Regions from separate parts of the Homo sapiens genome. Here region 2 is linked to region 1. Evidence: chromatin loops called from intact Hi-C (ENCODE). Cell type or tissue: Calu3. All regions are shown on one strand. Each heading gives the region's core, and the rest is flanking DNA. Links, peaks and the distances in the headings are about the cores only.

Region 1 (2,802 bases), core at 130-2,629:
CCACCTCAGGCAAGTTCCACCTCCTCTTCTCCCTCCTTTGGGGTCCACAACGTGCTGAATGACAAGGGCTTATATCTGATAATCTCTTAATTCCTTTTCACTTTTAGGCCTTCTGATGAGACCTAGACTCTAATATAACCCTCTTCAGATATCCACGGGTTGTTCCCATCTGCGTCCCATAACCTCTCAGCTCAGCATTCCCATGGGGCCAGAGGCCACTTCAAAGAAAAGAGTACAGTGTGTCCCCTCTGTTCCCTTAGTTGTTGGCTTCACGTCCCTGCTGTCTGAATCTCCTTAAACAGACTTTCCCCAGAGTCAGGTGACCAGGGCCGATCCTGGTGGCAGAACTGGGTCGACTGTGCTGGTGTGCATAGGCAAAGCTTTGTGCTGCTGTCGAACCACTGCCATGACTTGGGCAGAGCAAGGCAGGGAGCCAGCTGCTCACCTAACTGTCTGCCTGGGGATGGGCCTGACAGCTACTCCAGGGATTCTGAGGAAGGGTATGTTTAGCATCATTTTAGGACATATCTGGAAATATAACTTTCCCACACGAGCCCATTCTCACTTTCAAAGGCAAGTGCCCCCAAATCTTTGCATCCCTGAAGTCTATTTTTATTTATTTTGATTTTTTAAGAGACAGAGATCGCACTCTGTTACCCAGGCTGGAGTGTAATGGCGCAATATCGCTGACTGCAGCCTCGAACTCCTGGGCTTATGCAATCCTCTTGCCTCAGCCTCCCAAGTAGCTGGGGACTATAGGCATGCACCACCACACCTGATTTTTTTGTTTGCTTCTTTGTTTACAATTTTTGGTAGACACAGGGTCTCACTTTGTTGCCCAGGCTAGTCTCAAACTCCTGGCTTCAAGTGATCCTCCTGCCTCGGCTTCCTAAAGTGCTGGAATTACAGGTGTGAGCCACTGCATCCAGCTAATTTCATTCTTAAAGCTGCCACTACTAGCTTTGGCATAGTCCTGGGCAAAGTAGCCAGAGACTAAAAGACAGAGAAGCAATTTGAAACATGTAGCCTGGAGAAAAAAAAATCAATCAAATAACATTATTGGAATTTCTAAACGGTTTAAATTTAAAAAAATCATTTGGGGAAAAGTATTTTAAAAGTCTGCCTTCCAGTCTAAGAATATTCATGCCGAATCAAGTACATTTTTTGAGTTGGTTCAGCTGCTTCTTTATAAGGTACAGTTCAAACAAAAAGAAAACTGCAATGCTATCTTGGTAAGGGCACATTATTTTGGAAAAAGACAAGAAGAAAGAAATCAAGCAATTAAAATATAGGCATCTTCTGAACACACCACACGGCACATGCACTTCACACAATGCCTATGTGCAAGGAAAAGGTATCAGAGATGTTGCGGAAAAAGAAAGCTCAGTCTCAGCAATTTACCATGATCTTTAGCCCTGCGTTGCCGAAAGCAGCAAAACTTCTTTTTCTTCTTATCCTCTTTAAGCAAGTCGGCCACTGTGACCCCTTCAGGTTGAACACAGGCAATTTCATTATGAAGCAGCAGAGGGCAGCAACAGCAGCCAAACCAGGGCCCCACGCGGCCAGCCCTGCCAGCCAGGTTGCCTCACGCAATGGACGCCCGCCTGCCCCAGACCCCTCCTGCTAGGAATCCAGCTCAGCATCAGAACAGCGGAGAGGAAGTGCCCTTTCCACAGCTATTACACAAACACCTGTCTTTAAGAACCTGTTCTAAATCAACAACCAGCTAACCCATGCTAGATAAAGGTTTCCAGGGTTTGGCTTCCCATCTAAGTAGGGTATTAAGGAAAAGGCACTTTAGGGGGAGTCAGGAGCCCTGTACAGACTGGATATGTGATTCCAAACAGCACTACCATATGGGACAGGACAGGTGGGAGTTCAAAAGGTGGGCTCTGGACTCTGACAGGCCAGGTCTAACCCCAGCCCTGTCACTTCCATGTCAGAAGACTGTGGACAGGTTACCTGATACTGTGAAGCCTTAGTTTCCTCCACACCTGTAAGATGTCAATAATAATTGGACCTGTACTGCGTAAGGTTGTTGTAAGAGGTGAACAGTGGAGACAGTAATAAAAGCAATGTGCCCAGCTTTGGCAAGGCACAATCAACCACCACTACTGTCATCACTACGACTCTCCCATGACCACCAGGTCACGAGAGAAATGACTCTAGGATCTTTAACCCCTTGCAGCCCCATGATTCCATGATCACTCTAAGCCAGCTAGTCTTTAGAGTACGGACCCTGTGCTCTAGGGGAGGGTTGTGCGAAGCAGTGTGAGACAGCAGCAGGAATGCTGGAGTAAGCAAGGGCATGGGCAGCACAGACACCTGCACACTATGGGTAGGCAGAATACTCACGTTCCTAAAATGTGCATCCTTTCTGACACAGCAGACCCTTTTCTTGTATCCTCTCCCACAAAACCATGAACACGAGCACGCAGACACAGGGGCATGTGTTTGCAGGGGTTAATGATAGTTAGCCTGCAGACTGTGGCAGAGCTTGGGTTCAAATCCCAGCTTTGCCACGTAAGTCACATGGCCTTGGGAAGCTACTGAACTGCTTTGTGCTTTAGTTTCCCCATCTGTCAAGTTCCTGTCTCACAGAGTTGTGTGAAGAAGAATGAATGTATTCACCCACAGCCTTTGGAACAGTGTCTCACACACAGAAAGCACCTGACAAATGCTAGTTATTATTACTCTATGTTCTTTCATTCAAGAAGGAAGTAATGGCATGCTCATGTATGGGACAAGCACTGTGCTGGGTGCAGCCACACAACAGAGGGCAGAAACAGACCCTATTCCTGC
Region 2 (2,802 bases), core at 288-2,787, 80 kb after region 1:
CAATGCTCCTTTATCATTCTGAAAATCCCAGGGCCCTTAAGAATGATGCTCAATCTACTCTATGCTCTATAAATGGAAAACAAAGCCTGAGTGACAGCACATCTGTTTATAGCACAGCTGACTGAATATTTCAAGCCCACTGTTGAGACCTACTGCTCAGAAAAAAGCTCCTTTCAAAATATTACTGCTCACTAACAATGCACCTGATCTGATGGAGATGCACAAGGAGATGAAGGTTTTCATGCCTGCTAATATCCATTCTGCAGCCCATGAATCAAAGAGTAATTTTGACTCTGAAAAGCCTTATGATTTAATAAATATATTTCATAAGTCTCCAGCTCCCATAGATAGCAATTCCTCTTACAGATCTGGGCAAAGTAAATTGAAAACCTCTGGGAGGAATTCACCATTCTGGATGTCATTAAGAACATTTGTGATTCATTAAAGAAAGTCAACATTTCAACATTAACAGGAGTTTGGAAGAAGTTGATTCCAACCCTCATGGATGACTTTGAGGGGTTCAAGACCTCAGTAGAGGAAGCAACTGTAGACATGGTGGAAATAGCAAAGAATAAGTATTAGAAGTGAAGATTGAAGGTAGAACTGAATTGCTGCAATCTCAAGATAAAACTTGAATAAATGAGGGGTTGCTTCTTATGGATGAGCAAAGAAAGTGGTTTCCTGATATGGAATCTACTCCTGGTGAACACTGTTGAAATGAAACAGAGGGTTTAGAATATCACATAAACATAGTTGATAAAGCAGTGGCAGGGTTTGAGAGGATTGACTCCAATTTTGAGAGAAGTTCTACTGTGGGTAAAATGCGGTCAAACAGCATCCCATGCTACAGAGAAATCTTTCATGAAAGGAAGAATCTATCATGTGGCAAACTTCCTTGTTTTAAGAAATTGCCACGGCCACCCCAGCCTTCTTCGGCAACCACTACTGTGATCGGTCAGCAGCCATCAACATCAAGGCAAAGCCCCTCACCACCAAAAAGATTATGACCTGCTGAAGGCTCAGATGATCATTAGCATTTTTAGTAATAAAGTATTTTTAATTAAGGTATGTGCATTTTTTAGACATAATGCTATTGGACACTTAACAGACTACAGTATAGTATAGACATAACTTTCATATGCACCGGGAAACAAAAACATTTGTGTGACTCACTTTACTGCAAATATTTGCTTTATTGTGGTAGTCTGGAACCAAACCAACCATATCTCCAAGGTATGCCTGTTTGAGCCATTGAGGGTAGAAGCTCAGGTCTTGACCTCTTTTCCAACACTCTAGAAGCTGTCAGATTTCCTTTTAACCAACTTGTCATTTGAACTGGCATTCTTTGTTCCCTCTGGCTAAAAGGTAATGACTAACGCCCAAGCCATACTGAACTCTCATGACTTGTTAATTTCTAAAGAGCTTACACGTTTTTGTTCCCCAAGAGTTGAGCTGTTTGCTTATCAGGAGTTGGTGGTTGGTTCCCAAGTTTATGTCAGTTGGATTAGTAACTACCTAAATTAATTAAGTACTGTCTCAAATAATGAGATACGAGTGCAAAAGAAAGAGTTGTTTCTTCCAAAACACCAGGCTGAATCCATTGGAAGTACTGGATAAGCAATGTTACATGTTTTATTGTTGAATCAGATATGGATGTATAACAACAAGAGATAAAGAAAAAACCATAGACATTTAGAATTGCTCTCAGCTTTCCTCTGTATCTTTATGTTCTTGTTCTATTGTTACATAAGAGGCAACTGGAAGTTGTGGACATTATAGGTGTAGCCTGTGCAAGCAAGTGGATATGCTGATCAGTAGATACAGAATAATGAAAACAAAACCTGTGGCCCTACTTCATCAGATTGGCAAATAATTGTCCAGTCATATATTCCACGTTAAAATAATCTTTCACAGGTGTTATGTCTTTTTAAATGAGCCTCCCCGTAACTGGCTTTTTAAAGTAACCAACCTAACAGGTCAAATATAAGGACAGGTGCAGCAGGAGGCCAGTGAGAGTCATCAGGGCTTACTTTGTCCTCAGTTCCCTCCTGAGGTCCAGCTTTTTACCATGCTTGCCATGAACTTGTCTCTAGAAATGGATAATGACTGCAAATACACTGTCAGTCAGCAATGCAATATGTATTTAAATAAATATCACATTGTCCTTATGATGACTTTTGAACGCACTGGCAGAGTTAGTACCAACTGCTACCATTTATACATCGGGGCTCAAAGTGGTGAACTTTCTGAAGTTGCATGCTATGTCATCAACCTCTGTCTTCTTTGTGGGCCAGCATGGGGTGAAATGGTGTGTGGCAGCAGCAGCATTGTGTGCTGGGGGGAGAAAAACGAAAGAAGGGAGGGAATGTGTGTGAGCAAAGAAAGCATCTGCGCCAGGAAGACCTGCAATGTATGCCACATGAGGAATGAGGAGGGGATGCTGCTGCTAGCAGAAACACATGACTGATTAGAGCTCCCCAGAAAGTCACCCCAGTGACAGACTGCTAACTCCTCCCCTTCACCACAACCTCATCTCAATGTTAAAGGATGCTTTCATTCTGTATTTTATCCTATGTTGGATACTCAGTTCCTGAACATCTGCTGTGGGTGAGGTAAAGTGCATACAATCCCATAAACTGATCACTTTCTTAAGAGAAAATGGAAGACCAGCCTAGGCTTCTGTCCTGGTTAGTGTCAGCCAGAGAAAATGTGGGTTGGCATGAAGGTAATCAGACAAGCAAAGCTACCATCTTGGGCTAAATTCAACCATCGGTGACAACTCGAAACTTGTTCTTTTCACTA

The links. A loop is a pair of places that touch in the nucleus more often than their neighbours do. Peaks named below come from ENCODE experiments on the same cell type or tissue, not always from the same donor. Only the 100,000 strongest peaks of a DNase experiment are listed, where the experiment ranks them.
Region 2: it touches region 1 in a loop (2.3-fold over the local background); 3 of 110 quality-filtered maps call a loop at or near these places.

What each region holds. Positions count from the first base shown.
Region 1 is chr3:53,709,078-53,711,879 of GRCh38, reverse strand. The region is part of intron 9 of CACNA1D (calcium voltage-gated channel subunit alpha1 D); the gene reads right to left. Among named protein-coding and RNA genes, the nearest start is that of CHDH, 140 kb to the left of the region's middle. In Calu3, for the core only: a CTCF peak has its summit at 1,553 (motif pointing right); a DNase peak (open chromatin) is centred at 1,549.
Region 2 is chr3:53,629,212-53,632,013 of GRCh38, reverse strand. All of the region lies in intron 3 of CACNA1D (calcium voltage-gated channel subunit alpha1 D), which reads right to left. Among named protein-coding and RNA genes, the nearest start is that of CACNA1D, 140 kb to the right of the region's middle. In Calu3, for the core only: no CTCF peak of the experiment used is centred there; DNase peaks (open chromatin) are centred at 923 and 1,283.